3 separate regions of the Homo sapiens genome follow, and regions 2 and 3 are each linked to region 1. The links are chromatin loops, found by intact Hi-C in ENCODE. Cell type or tissue: heart left ventricle. All regions are shown on one strand.

What was found. Hi-C counts contacts between places; a loop is a spot of excess contacts. Peaks named below come from ENCODE experiments on the same cell type or tissue, not always from the same donor. Only the 100,000 strongest peaks of a DNase experiment are listed, where the experiment ranks them.
Region 2: it touches region 1 in a loop (11-fold over the local background); 49 of 110 quality-filtered maps call a loop at or near these places.
Region 3: a loop joins it to region 1, with 8 times the contacts of the local background. A loop is called at or near these places in 57 of 110 quality-filtered maps.

The regions. Positions count from the first base shown.
Region 1 is chr10:91,248,834-91,253,833 of GRCh38, reverse strand. PCGF5 (polycomb group ring finger 5) reads right to left here. Exons shown (of 10, transcript NM_032373.5): 6 at 2,394-2,542. Among named protein-coding and RNA genes, the nearest start is that of PCGF5, 31 kb to the right of the region's middle. In heart left ventricle, CTCF peaks have their summits at 1,984 and 2,184 (motif pointing right); no DNase peak of the experiment used is centred here.
Region 2 is chr10:91,041,568-91,046,567 of GRCh38, reverse strand. It overlaps LINC00502 (long intergenic non-protein coding RNA 502), which reads right to left and starts at 760. Exons shown (of 4, transcript NR_047467.2): 1 at 638-760. In heart left ventricle, a CTCF peak has its summit at 3,113 (motif pointing left); no DNase peak of the experiment used is centred here.
Region 3 is chr10:91,086,392-91,091,391 of GRCh38, reverse strand. No RefSeq gene overlaps it. Among named protein-coding and RNA genes, the nearest start is that of LINC00502, 43 kb to the right of the region's middle. In heart left ventricle, CTCF peaks have their summits at 29 and 2,457 (motif pointing left); no DNase peak of the experiment used is centred here; H3K27ac peaks cover 3,768 bases.

The DNA of each region.
Region 1 (5,000 bases):
AAAATACTTACCATCTGACCCTGAGATTGGTCATGGCCCTCACTCTGGGCCTTACACACACTCAGGCAAGTGGCCCTAGCCCTGGATAACAAAAGAAAAATTAAGGGTACAGAAAACACTTAATAACTACTTAAAAAATGTAGATATAAGGGTGAGCAGCACTAAACTGGGGGAATTTTGCAGGACTTAGTGACTGGTTGAAAGAAAAGAGTAACAGATCAAAGATGACGCGAAGCTTTTGAACTTATTTGATTGGCTGAAAGACAGCAGTCATAACTAAAACTGCATGTTTGGACCAAAGTTAGATGAAAGTATAATGAATTAGACAACTTAGACAAGTCAAGTTTCCGGTGTTAGTGAAACTCTCAACTGGTCTATTTAAAAATAGAGACATAACACTTCAGCTTGGGAAACAAAGCAGGGCTGGAAATGAGGACTTAAAAGTCCTTTGCATAAAGAAGAGAACAACAGACATGAGGCCCTACTTGAAGGTGGAATGGTAGGGGGCGAGACAGGATTGAAAAACTACCTATTGACTATTATGCCTATTACCTGGGTGACAAAATAACCTTACGCCAAACCTGTGACACACAATTTACTTATGTAAGAAACCTGCACATGTCCTCCTGAACCTAAAATAAAAGTTAAAAAATCCTTTGCGTAGTTGAAGCCACACAGAAAATGGAGAAGATCTCCTAAAATAGATACAGAGAAAGTATTAGGACATACTTACATATATCAAGTAGAAGGCAAGAAGTAGAGGCAGTGGAGACAAAGCAGGAATGCCACAGGAAAAAAAGGAAGAATCAGGGTAGCTTAGTAAAAGTCATTTATAAACTAAGAATGAAGGTACAAGGATGAAGAAAAGTCCATAAAGGAAAAAGTGAATGGATAAAAGGTCAACTAGAATAGCAAAGTGTCAAAGATGTCAAAAAGGAGAACAACAAGCAGGGGTGGTTAATTTTTCAAATAAATTTCTAAAATTCAATCTTTTATACTTTCATATGAGAAATCATGCAGAGAAGTGGACTTTACGTTTGTTTATGAGAAGATATTCAGCCTTTCCATTGATTTAACTTTCAGTATGAGCTAACTCATGTATTGGAGAGCTAAAGGATGACCATGAACTCTATGAAAAAGAACTTCCCAAAAAGGGGGATGACTTTTGGGAAAGACCATAAGAAACAACTGAAAATACTGTAAGGATAAATAGGTACAGTGGTCATTTCTCTAAAGATAGATGCACTTTATTACATGCCCTGTCCAATAAATTCCCCTTAACAAAATCAATTACCTTAACTATTTGTATGTATAAGACCTAACCAAGTTCCTTGAGTGAAAGATGTTTTTTCTTACTACTTACATCTTCACTGTCTACTGTTCACATAGTGGATAAATATTCACTGAATTACTGTGCTCATATATGTTGTTATAAGATGCCAGGAAAACTTAATCTGAAGTGAAAAATTGTTTTTCACTTCCTAATAGGAAAATGCCATTAAACGTATTAGTAAAAAATTCAACCCACTAGCCTATAGATGTACACAGAGGAAGTAAAAGAAAATTAGAGACAATGAATATAGGCATTTGAATAAAACACAGAATACAGAGAGATAAACAATATTCTCAGTGGCTGACATTTGCTAGGATAAAGTGACAAAAATCTAACAGCTGAAGTAGTGAAGATTTGTAATAAAAATAAAAGCTGCTTGTAATAAAAAGGTAGAAAACATTATTAAAGTAACACCATTTAAAGACCAAAGAAAATCTATAAAAGCAGAGTGTTTTAAACTTCCTATAAAGATCCTCTAAGGAAAGATTCAATTAGCAGAGGCAGAGGAAAACAGTACCAGAAATGGAGATTCTATAGGAAATAACTGAGGGCCTTCAAGGAGTTTAAAAGTTCAGAGGCATTTTACAACATCTAATTTTACTTCAAAACTAATTGATTAAATTATTCACAAAATATGTTAGCTCTGACATGGAAATCTTGTTGAGTTGCAAATAAAAATAGAGAAATAAAGGATAAAATTAGAAGAGAATGAATAAAAGGGCTAGAACTACCAGTGACATGAAATTCTCTAAGTCTAAGTTGGTCACCACTCTAAAAAACAGAAACCATGCATATGAATTTCCAGCAAAGGTATAAAAGGAGAAACAGAGGTGTGATTCTGGGCATTAGCCACTAGATGGTGGCATTGGCCCAAGACAGTTCAGTTGTGGGAATAGTAACCATTTCTAAGCATAGGATTGTCAAAGAATGGCATTTTATTTAATTATGTTAATTAAAACTTTGAAAGCAAACATTTTGAAGCATTAGAAAATTTGTCAACAAATTATCAAGGGTTTACTATAAACTGATCATAAAAATACCATAGTACTTGTTCACTCACCTTTACTACATTGTCCCCTGATTGCCCATTATTTCGTAAACAATCTAGACAGATAGCAATTTGTGGGTCACTTCTGTGATAATCTTTATCATCTTCATTTTCATCACCTTCTTCATCTACTTTCGGTTTGTCAGCTTTTGAAGTATCATCTGTATAATTTAAACAAAACTAAGTTAGCTATAAATCAAAGTTGATTTTAAAGTTAAGCAATCATACATTGATAATCAAAACAAAAATCAACTTTAAAAAATTTCCTAACAGTTTTTGAAGAAGAACTTAGTATCTTTAAAATGTTCCAACCAACTCAGCAATGGAAATATTTTGTAAAAAAAAAAAAAAAAAATTGGAAACTTATTAACATAGCTTAAGATTTCTAGGCTCATTGGGACATCCAAATGAAAGATTCAGGACTAGCTGTATTTAGCCAAAAAAATGATTACAATTAGTAATTAGACTATGTTAGAAAGTGGACAGAATATATAAAAATACTTCCAAATTATTTATAGGTGTATATATAAATTATACTCGTTTATAAATAAGTATATATTCAAATTAAAACCAAATACTTTTCAAATGATAAAATTAAGTTCTCAAAATTTCAAATTACTATTCATAAAATCAGCCAGTGAAAAAAAACGAGTATAATGAATTAGCTTTTTAACATGTATATAGCTATTAATACATAACATGTTACAACTCCATTAAAGATATCTCAATGGCATACTTTATATTATATACAAATGTATTTCACCTATTACAAACCTGTAGCCTATAAATAATGCAGCTATATTTATCATTCATCTGTTGAGTAGTTCTAACTATATGTTGGATACACATCATACAAGGCCTGAGGGAACAATACTGAAACTAGAGCTATCATCCTCTCTCTCACAGTGGTCAGGGTATGGAATCAAATAAAGGCAAGCTAAAAAAAAAAAAAAAAGAAAAAACCAGACAAATACAGGATGTGAGAGGTAAAATGGACTATGCATGCACATATAAAAGAGACAATAAACCCAAACTTTGGGAGTGAAGCAGGGACGATTTCCAGATGAGATACCTCTAAGCTAACACTTGAAAAAATCAGCCAGCTAAACATTACTTGTAGAAAAGCTTCCCTGCAAAGTGACTGGCCAGATCCTTTTTGATGACTGTAGTAAAAGCACTACAGGTATACCATAGAGCGGGGAGGTGGGTTCTCTTTTTTCTACATGTTTTCTTCTCCTTATTTATAGAGAATATACATAGATAGGAGTTGCCTTCTATGAACCAAACTCCTAGCTCCAACAAAAAATCTGAATTCTCCACCCAAGCTAAAGACCAAATACCAGAAATACTTTAAAATGGGAGAAACAATAGGAAAAGGGAGATAAAATTCACAAAGTAGGCTACAGCCCTTCACAAGTTAAACTGTGATACGTAGAACCATAGAGTAAACCTACCACGTAACTTCTGATGACAATCCCTCAGGCTCCTGTCCTCTTGAATAGGCAGTCAAAAACTGGAATATTTAATTAGCCTTATCTTATCTGTATTTTTACTAGAGCACTACTACTATAATTGGTTGTTATTGTTTAATTGCAGTGTACACGTGGGTAAAACAAGCCCTAGTTATTTTTTTGGCCAGGCTTAGCTTCTTTGCCATTTTTTTGTTGTTGTTGTTACAGATAAAAAATAGTCTCTTGTTACCTTATTCTAGCATCAAAACTATTCTCAAACTTCCCCTGCTCTAACAGCCTTGCACAGTTAAGTTGAACGAATAAAATGATAATCTCCATTTTACAGATTAAAAAAGGGAGATCTCATCCACCTTAATCATGTATAATTGACAATCCTATGATCTTATGGGAAAACCAAGATTGGGAGGCTGAACTTACAAGTGACCCTATAAGAACACACACACATTCTTGAATAACTTTAAATGATATTTAGGACATCCTAAATTAAATCTCATATTTAAAAAAATGGGAGCGATACTAGTTTCTTATAATTTTAATATCCCTTTGTGTAGATTTTATACATATATATATATATATATATATATATATATATATATATATATATATATACACTAAAAGCCTTTTATCTGCTCAGTAATGTTTGCCCCTTTGCTGAAATTATTATTAAAAATTACTAATTGCTGAGTCTTTTGGGACCCAGAGGAGAAATCTGGGTGATGGAGAAAATTCCCATAAGCACCCAGAAATACTTTCTAAATTTCCATGATGTATAAGTTTGTATCACCTGAGCTCTACTTATAAAAACTTCATTCCAGAATATCAGAGCATAGTAAAATCTCCTGATCTGGCTCTCAGCCACATCTCAGCTCCCTCTCCTTTAGAGGCAAACATACAAAATAAAACAAAAAACTCTTCACTGTTTAGTTGCAAGCTGTGGCTATTTCTTACTTCAGCTTCCTTTAGCTCCCTAGAAATTACCACTATAAACACCTAGCCAATCTTCTCTTTTATCTCCCTTTTCTCTTCCCAAAGTCCAATTTCCTCTATTTCCAATTACCCTCACTAAAGTGACTTCAGATTTACACTCATTTATATAAAATCTCATATAGAGAAAAAGGTTCGTAATGTAAATAAAAGGGTGCATGAA
Region 2 (5,000 bases), 210 kb after region 1:
CTGCATCTTATGATCTCCCTTGACCTGAAGCACAGCCCCATCTATCATCCTGACCATTCAAGTTTGTAGTTTTGAAAGATACACAATAGAATGGAATACAAGAAAGAGCAAACCTGTCCAGGAGACTTGACCAAATGAACCCTCGTGTCAATGAGGGCATTAGAATAGGCCCTGGAATACCCATACTTCCATGATATTACCACAGTTGCACGTAAATATAAAACATGCAAAGCATTCCCCAGGCTGTTATTGGCAAGAATCATAGTTCTTATCCTATGAAGATAGGAGCAGAATAGAAGAGAGTAGTCCAGGTGTGTTTCCTACCTGAATGACAAAGTGGAAATTGATGTATAATTTTCCATATGGAAACAACTTGTTTCCCCACATTCATTTCCTCAATAAGGACAGATGCCCTAAGGCAGATTCCTTCAAGATGGAGTGAGAGAGGCCTTTTTTCAGCTCCCTGTGGTAGTCTTACTATATCATCACAGAGTCTTTGCTATGCCTCCCTTCAAGAGATGGAGTTTGATGTCTTTTGCCTGGAATGTGAGTGGGACTTAGTAACTCACTTTCTAATGTAGAGAATATGGCAGGGGTGATAGCATGTCACTTACAAAGACTAGGACATAAAAGATACCTCTGGCTTCCTCTTTGCTCTCTTTGGGATCTCTTACTCTGGAAGAAGCTGGTTGTCATGTCATGAGAACACTCAAGCAGTCCTATGGAGAAGTCCACATGGTAGGACCTGGGGCCTCTTGCCAACAGCCATGAGAGTGAGCCATGCTGGAAACAGCTCCTTCAGCCCCAGTCAAGCCTTCAGATGACACAGTCCTAGACAATATCTTAACTGAAACTGCAGGAGAGACCCCGAGGCAGAGTCACCGAGTTAAACTATTCACAAATTCCTGACCCACAGAGGCTGTGAGATAATAAATGTTTGTTGTTTTAAATCCACAAAGCCATAAATTATAGAGTAATTTGCTGTGCAGCAATAGATAATGGAGTCCGCCTTGGACAATATTTCATTGGTGGTGAAAATTTCATTCTATGAGTTATTTATGATGTATACCTTTATGTTGAATGGTCATTTTTTAAAAAACTAGTCTGCTTTCACAAGGAATAGTACTAATAAAATAAATACTCTTATTAGTTTATAATCTGAGCTGCTATAACTTGACCAGACATGTTCCTAGACAATTTAGTGGATACACTTAAATGTTCCCCCTACGGATTACTTGAGTAAACAAAGAGAAAGTGGGGTCCAGACTTATCAAACCACTTCATTGTAACAACAGAGTTAAAAGGATATTGTGGGGGGTTTAAAATATGCATGCAAATTCTTTGACACCCTTCCCATTGAGAGGTGGGAGTCTCTGACCTCTCCCTGGGAATCTGAGCCAACCATAGTGACATGATTGTAATGAGTAGATGACTCTGTAGACAGCCCCAGCTGAGGTGTCAGTCAAGAGCCAGTATCAACAACCAGACACAGGAGTGAATACACCTCCCAATGAGTTTTGCTCTCAGTCATCAAGTAAGTTACTCCCCACTGTCAAGTCACCCCCAAGTTGTGACCCCATATATAATGGAGCAGAGACAAAGTATCCCCACTGTATTCTGTCCAAATTCTTGCCCCACAGAATCCAGGAACATAATAAAATGGTTGTCTTATGCCATTAAGTTTTGGGGTAGTTTGTTACATGGAATACCAACCTGAACAGATGTATGGAAACAACTTTTCTTCACCTTTCAGATTAGTTGAAAACAATACAGTTTGGAGACAAGAGCTAATTAGCAATTGAGTTAAGCTATGACCGTTAAAAGACTTAACTTCAGGGCAAAATGTAAGGTTCAGTAGAAGGGTGGCAACATGAGAGCCCAAGTAGAGAGACATCCGTATGGTTTTTGCTCTGTTGTTGTTTCCTTTTGCAAATTGCATATCTCTGAGAACATTGAAGAGCTCGTTAGGCAGCATAAATAGAGCTAGACACAGTAAGCATAAATTTTACCTTTGAGTTTTTCCCTCACTTAAAAAACATTTACAATTACAAAAAAATTCAAACAGAGAAATACAGAAAGTAATGAGACATCTAAGTTTTCTCCCCTACTACCCAGAATTCACCCAAAGTTAATATTTTTGGACATTTTGTAGATTTTATTTATTTGTTTATTTATTTTTGAGATAGGGTCTCACTCTGTTGCCCAGGCTGAAGTGCAGTGATGTTATTTTGGCTCACTGTAACCTCTGCCTCCTGGATTCAAGCAATCCTCCTGCCTCAGCCTCCCAAGTAGCTGGGATTACAAGCACGTGCCACCCCACCTGGCTAATTTTCATATTTTTAGTAGAGATGGGGTTTCACCATGTTGGCCAGGATGGCCTCGAACCCCTGGCCTCAAGTAATCCACCCTCCTCGGCCTCCCAAAGTGCTGGAATTCCAGGTGTCAGCCACTGCACCTGGCCAACATTTTTTACTTCATATCTTTTCTTAAGTAAGAAATAAGCTGCCAGATACATTTAGAGTTTCCTCGTCCTACCCAATTCCATTTTATCCCATCCCCAGAGGTAGCCACTATCCTGAAGTTAATGTTTCTCCCTTGCTTTCACCTTTTCATTACTTTAAGCATAAATAGTTCTGAGGCTGGGCACAGTGGCTCACGCCTGTAATCCCAACAATTTGGGAGGCCGAGGCAGGTGGATTACTTGAGCCCAGGAATTCAAGACCAGCCTGGGCAACACAGCAAAAGCCTGTCTCTACAAAAAATATAAAAAAAATTAGCTGAGAGTGGTGGCATGCAACTGCACTCCCAGCTACTCCAGAGGATGAGGTGGGAGGATCATTTGAGCCCGGGAGGTCAAGGCTGCAGTGAGCAATGATAGCACCACTGCACTCCAGCCTGAGTGACAGAGTAAGACACTTTCTCAAAAAAAAAAAAAAAAGAAATAGTTCTGAAAGTTATAAAGTTACCTTATAATTGCATTTATTGAAAGCTAGTTTTAATGATTCTGTCATCATTCAATAAGTTGATTTGGTGAAGACAAGACAGACAAATGTTTGCTCTCTCACTTACTAATGGATTAAAACTTCTAGGATACGTGCTCTCCATCTAGTGGTAAAAACGGGATAACCCTAGGTGCACTAATGTCTGATGTAGAGGAATGAACACACACCAAGGGCCTTCTGCGGACAGGACACTCCTCTGGTGTCTGTGTGGGAGACACAAATGAAGAGAAGATAGACTCTGGCCCTCAGGGTGCTAAATCTATGGAACATTGACCACGTGGTCAACAACCACATGAGGGACACAGAGGCCTAGAGAGGTCAAAGAACTTGCTCCAGGTCCAACAACAAGTAATTGGCAGAGACGCAAGCCAAACTCTGACCTTTCTGACTTCGAAGCCCATTCTCTAAACTGTGATGCTTGATAGTACTTTTAAACATTATTTTTATATTGAAACAAGTATAGATTTCTTGTGAAGCAGAATATAAATTTTCATGAATTGTAAGGATTTAAGAGAAGAGCTTTCAAATAAATTTGGCCTGTTTCTTGGATGGCTCTAAACCCTCAAATCCAGGAGTTTCTGCCTTTAGAAGTCCCGGGGAGGAAAATGTTGAGAAGCGCTTCTTGGGGATGACCTTCTAGAATAGAGCAAGGGAAGGTTCAGAGTGGGAAGCATGGAACTTGAAAGATCACTAGTAACAGTGATATTGAAAAATGTTAACACCTGGATCAGCTGGGCACTGACTAATAGCAAAGAGCATTGGCCAAATAGTCCAAACACTGAGCATAGCAAACAGCTTAGCTTTAACTATGCTTAGCATCTTCTTCCTGAAAAAAGAAGGCTGCATGTCCTAGGTAAGGAACAGGGACCTAAAGAAGGGTGAAGATTTAATAAACTATCCACTGGAAATTTCTTCCACTTGTTCCAAACCTGCTCTTCCTCTTCTGTGTTCCAGCCTTCATTAGTCTCCCAAATTAGAAACCTTAATGTCATCCTCGACTTAATTTCTCGATTGGACTAGAATCCAATCTTGATTTCTCTTCCTTACCTCATTGATCCCCTGGTTGCACTTCGAGGGATAGAGAGAGAATTAAGTGTGCCTGAAGCAAAAAGACCAGAAAATATGAGTCCACTGAAAAGGAAATTTTCTAGATGGAATAGCAGGTAGAATTAGTTGGGACATGGTTTGGACAAAGAAGTGGTAAGAGCATAGTGAGTGAGGATGAGAACACACTCCTGCACACACTCAATCAGTGAGGTCAGAGAGCACAGGAGGAAAGGTCGGGTTACGGAGGGTGTGGAAAGCCATCTGTGCAGCTTATGGTCTATTCTAAGGGCAGTTGGAAGCTGTTGGAAGATTTTAGGCAGAGGGGGAGGGGCATGTAGCAAGATATGATTCGTGTTTTCAAAACATTACTCTGACTGCAATAATGAATTCTAGGATAGCAAGACTGGAAGCAGCACTAGGAAATTTTACAGATGTAGAGAAGCAAGACAGTGCTAGTTTGGATGGGAACAGTGGTGAAGATGGAGACAAGAGAAGATATTTTGAATATGATCATAGGTAGAGTCCATAGGGAGCCCTCTGATATTATCTAGTTCAACTTCACCTTACAGATGAGAACTTTGGGGTTCAGAGAAGTAAAGAAATGTTGTGTCACCATCTATAGATGGCAGAGCTACCACTCTGATATGAGCTCTTGATTTCCAGCCTAAAACACTTCCCGTTGTATCATACTACTTTATGTATTGTTTTGTGTGTGCTCGCTATTATTCTTCTGCCAGATTATAAATTTTCTGAAAGCAGAGAAGTTGCCTTAAACGTGAGCAACTGATAAACTTTTTGTTTGCAAAGGCTATGGCCAAGGTACATTGTAGATGAAATGTAGACATAGTCCTACAGTCCCAGGATCACTCAAACCCAGGCGCATAGAGGAAGCTCATTGACATTTCTTAAATCAAAATGAAGTGTTGAATTACATACAAAGGTTCCAATCTG
Region 3 (5,000 bases), 160 kb after region 1:
CTGTCTGCTCCCACTAGTGGCAAATACCGGTGCAGTCTGTTTAGAGTATCTGTGAACCAAATCTCCATGCATGTCAGTATCCTCTCATGAGGGCCATTCAAGCCGTGTGCAGCATTCATTAGTAGCACTATAGAAGGCTTACGGTAGCAAGGCATGACTTTTGAATCAGTAGCTTTGGTTTTCTCATCTATAAAACGTGACTAATAATAATGCCAACCTCACAGAGGTGTCATAAAGCTTAAAAAGAATCATGCATGCAAAGCACTAACTTTTACTGAGCTAAAAGCAAGCAATGCAAAGTAGGACAACAGTTCTTGTTAAAAAGTTCTGAGGAGTTAAGAAATTCTTCCTAGGTCACATAACTTGTGGTTTAGAGAACAGGGTTTTAAACTCAAAGTATGTCTGATTTCTGGGCCTGTGCTCCTTTCACTAGCTCCATAAACATGCAACCTTTTCATATGGAGGTTTGAGGTTAGACAGGAGCAATTTCTCCCTACTTGTTTGTCACAGCCCGTTATTATACAATAGCATAGTTTGACTGCAACTCCCCTGAGAGTCATGGGGAGAGTGGAAAGATCTACAGTGAGAAGTGTTTGCTGAGGACCACACATTGTAACTTTATCATTAGAATTAAGTCTTTAGAAACAAATGAGGAAAAACTGGGAGTTTTTAATACAAGCAATGGTTTACCTAAAAGAAGTGCTTCTTTCATGAAAAGAAAATAATCTAGCAATATTCCACCTTAAAGAAGGAATTTCCTCCTGATTTCTGTTTTTAGGTTATTTGCTTTTAGCTGTTCTGCTGCCACTTTTAACAGTCTGAGCTAACTCCCTCTCCATGTCACTATCTTACTCCAATTGCTTGGCTACCTTAGGAAATGCAAACTAATTTTAATATTAGTCTAAGCAAAAATAGAGCAGGATCAATTGGCTTCTGAAAAGAAATACCATGACACATACTTAAATGAATGAGAAGAACATGGGGGATTATCCCATAGTGTTTATTAGCCCAGCAGGGCTTTCTTAGGGACATGTCATCTATAGAGAAATAATACTCCAATTTTACTTGTCTCTGTTATTATGTATGTCTGCCGAGGGTCTTTGGGTAGAATAGCAGCATAGCTAGTCTACTTTGGCTAATCACTCTATCACACTCTCACCCTTGTGATTAACTCTAAGATAAAAACAAATAAAACCCAAACAAACAAGATGAAACCCTCAAAGCAAAACCCAGAAACAAGACAAAGGAAATGTTCCTTTTCTCTCTTGAACCCTATTTCATGGTTATTTTAACATATTTTATGTCTTTACATATTTTGTAGCCATTTTGTATTTATCATTACTTTACTCTCTGTAGCCATCAAGAAAAAATACTGAAAATGAACAGTACACATCTCCTGCTCAATGTCTTTAGCCACTCTGAAATTGTCTTTGGAACAATCTGAGTGGTTTGCAAGCAGATGTGATTGCCGAGTGAAGAGATTCTTAAGCACCTGAAGAAATAACAAGAGGAACTGCCACACTCTGGGCACACACAAGGACCAGGCAAAAGCCAGGAGCTTTATACCTTTCAATTCATTTGATCCTAACAGCAACTTTATGAGGCAGGACTTTTCCTTATGCCCATTTTGCAGATGAGGAAATCTAGCCTTAGGTCCTCCATCTAGTAAATGGGAATTGTGATTTCAATCCATATAACAATAATAAAACAATGGCCAACATTTGTATTAGGCTGTGTTTGCATCATTATAAAGGAATATCCGAGACTGAGTAATTTATAAAGAAAAGAGGTTTAACTGGCTCATGGTTCTGCAGGCTATATAGGAAGCATAGCGCCGGCATCTGCTTGGCTTCTGGTGATGGCCTCAGGAAGTTTACAATCATAGCAGAAGGGGAAACAGAGCTGGCACACCACATGGTGAGAGGGGGAGCCAGGAGGTAGTGGGGTGGGGACGGGAGGTGCCAGGCTCTTTAAATAACCAGTTCTCACATGAACTAACAGAGCGAGAAGTCACTTATTACCATGGGGAAGGCACAAAACCATTCGTGAGGGGTCCACCCCCATGATCCAAATACCTCCCACCAGGCCCCACCTCCAACATTTGGGATTACATTTCAACATAATATTTGGAGGGGACAAACGTCCAAACTATACCAACATGTATTAAGCATTTATCATTTTCCAAGAGCTCTTCTAACAGTTTGGCATGCATTAACTCATTTAAACTCCATAAAATCTCTGAGAGGTAGGAACAATATATAAACACTTCAATTTAGCAGATAAGGATACTGAGGGACAGTACAACTTAAAGCCTGATCTCTCGGTGGGAGCTGGAGCGGCTTCCTCCTTTGTGATTTTCCTCTGCTTCAGTCGTATTCACCTCCCAGAGACTATCATCTGCCCCTGCTAGTTGTAGAGCAGATAGGATTCAGAGAGTTGGTTGTATAAGCTCTATTGTGACCTCTTCTGGCAATTAGATTAGAAAACAATTACATTTAGCTATAGCATATTCATTGGGGAACAGGGTGTTTCAGGAGTTGAGTAAAAAAAAAAAAAAGCATTTTTTAGGAAGACAAAATAGGATCATACTCAGTATTTCCTTCTAAAACTTTATTCTTAGCTCTTCTGCCTGAGAGTTACACTGTTGAGAGAAAACGAGGCTGCACCTGCCTTAAGGGCTGCAGAATGTTGCTACTTTGCTGTGGCAATTTTCTGTCCAAAGACATGGAAAAGGCCATGCCCCGGGCAGGGGGTCAGGCCAAGGGATCTCCAAGGTCACTTCCAAGGAAAATTAATATGTCTGGGAGACACAGGAAACTAAGGACCCAGGAAGTTCAGTCAATATTGGGCGAGTGTAGGCACTCCTCTGGCTGTTGCAGGACATCATTGACCCTTGTGAATCTTAAAGGCCAGTGCATACCAGTGCTGGTTATATTTACACAACGGGCTAAAATTAGCTGGCATGCTCTCCTGGCAACTGGAAAGATATAAGGCTCCCAATTTATCTAGCAATGCTAATTTGGGCAAAACCAAAAATGGTTCTTTTGCTGTTCTCAGTGCATAGGCATTCCACAACAACAGCCTTTTCCTTCCTCTTCCTCTTCTCTACATTTAAGGAAATTTCAAATATAAATCCAGGCTGACTTTGGTTCTGGACAAAACTACAAATATGGAAACCTAAAAGGGGTCCTATAAACAGAAGGGCTTAGGGATTTCTCTGTGTTCAAAGTAGAACAAAAATAAGGTAAAAACATGTTACTATTTTCCATTAACACTGGAAGACACGAACTTAGAAGGGCACCAGTTAGCACATCAGCATTGTGCAGCTGGAACCTTCAGGGGAGGGGTGAATGAAGGCCTTGAATGTCATGGTAAATGCCACTCAAGATGTAAGCAGCCTAGATCCACCCCTGGCTGGAATTGTGAATGTCTTCACCTCTTTGAAGTGCCTGTAATCTGTCTTGAAGAAGAGTGCAGCTCCACAGGTATAAGTTTCACATGTATACAGCTCCACATGAAAGGGAGATAGAATAAATTATTCATGCCCACTAAAAAGTAATATTAGGACATGAGGCACATATTTGTGATACATCCAACAGACCCGCTGATTGGAAGAGAGAGTGGAGAAATGAGAAGAACCCAGGTTTAGGTGTTAAAGAGACCTGAGTTCAAGCTCCATGGTCTCCTTGGGTAGCAGGTAGTAGACCTGAAATTACTGTTCAAGCCTAGACTTGTCTTTAAAGGGTTATCAGGGAAGCCAGTGATGGTGAAATTTAAATTGAGTATCTGGTGTCTGAGGATGGCTAAATGAAAAAAACAGGGAATATATAGAAGGAAAAGCATTTGAAAGAATAAGTAAGGTTTCAATAAAGTATAACAACTATTATATTAAAGGTGTTATAGAAAGAGACCAGAAAATGTAAAAAAAAAAAAAATTTCATTAGGGAATTTAAAAATATAAGTCCAAATTATAGAACATTCTACCTAACAGCTGCAGAATATACATTCTTTTCATCAGAACATGAAACATTCTCCAAGATAGAACATATGTTAGGCCACAAAACAAGTCTCAACAAATTTTTAAAAATTGAAATCATATCAAGCATCTTCTCAGATCACAGTAGAATAAAGTTAGAGAAACTTCAGAAACTATATAAATACATAGAAATTAAACAGCATGCTCTTGAATGACCACTGTATTCAATGAATACATTAAAACAGAGATGAAAACATTTGGAAGCAAATGAAAATGGAAGTACAACATAACAAAACCTGTAGGATATGGCAGAAACTGTGCGAGGAAGGGAGTTTGTAGCATTAAATGCCTACGTTAATAAAGTGGAAAGATTATAAATTAACAATCTAATCATGTACCTCAAGGAATTAAGGGCAAATCAAACTCATATTAGCAGAAGAAAAGAAATAACAAAGATCAGAGCAGAACCAAATGAAATAGAGACTAAAAATACAAAGGATCAATGATATGAAAAGTTGGTTCTTCCAAAAGATAAAATCATAAACCACCAACTAGACTAACCAAGAAAAGGAGAAGACCCAAATAAACAAAATCAGAAATGATAGCGGAGACATTAAAACTAATACTAAAAAAATATAAAAAAATCAACAGATACTATTATGAACAACTATACACTTATAAACTAGAAAACCTAGAGGAAATGGCCACATTCCTAGAAACATACAACCTCCCAAGATTGAACCAGGAAGAAACAGAAAACCTGAACAGATCAATAACAAGCAGCAAGACTGAATCAATATTAAAATGAAAACAAAATCCTCCCAACAAAGAAAAGCCCAGGGCTATCTGAACTCACAGTTAAAGTCTACCAAATGTATAAAGAATAACTAGTACCAACCTACTGAAACTATTCCAAATAATTGAGGAGAAGGGATTCTACTGTAACTCATTCTGAGGCCAGTATCTCTCTGATACCAAAACAAGAAAATGACACAACAAAAATAGAAAACTACAGGCCAATATC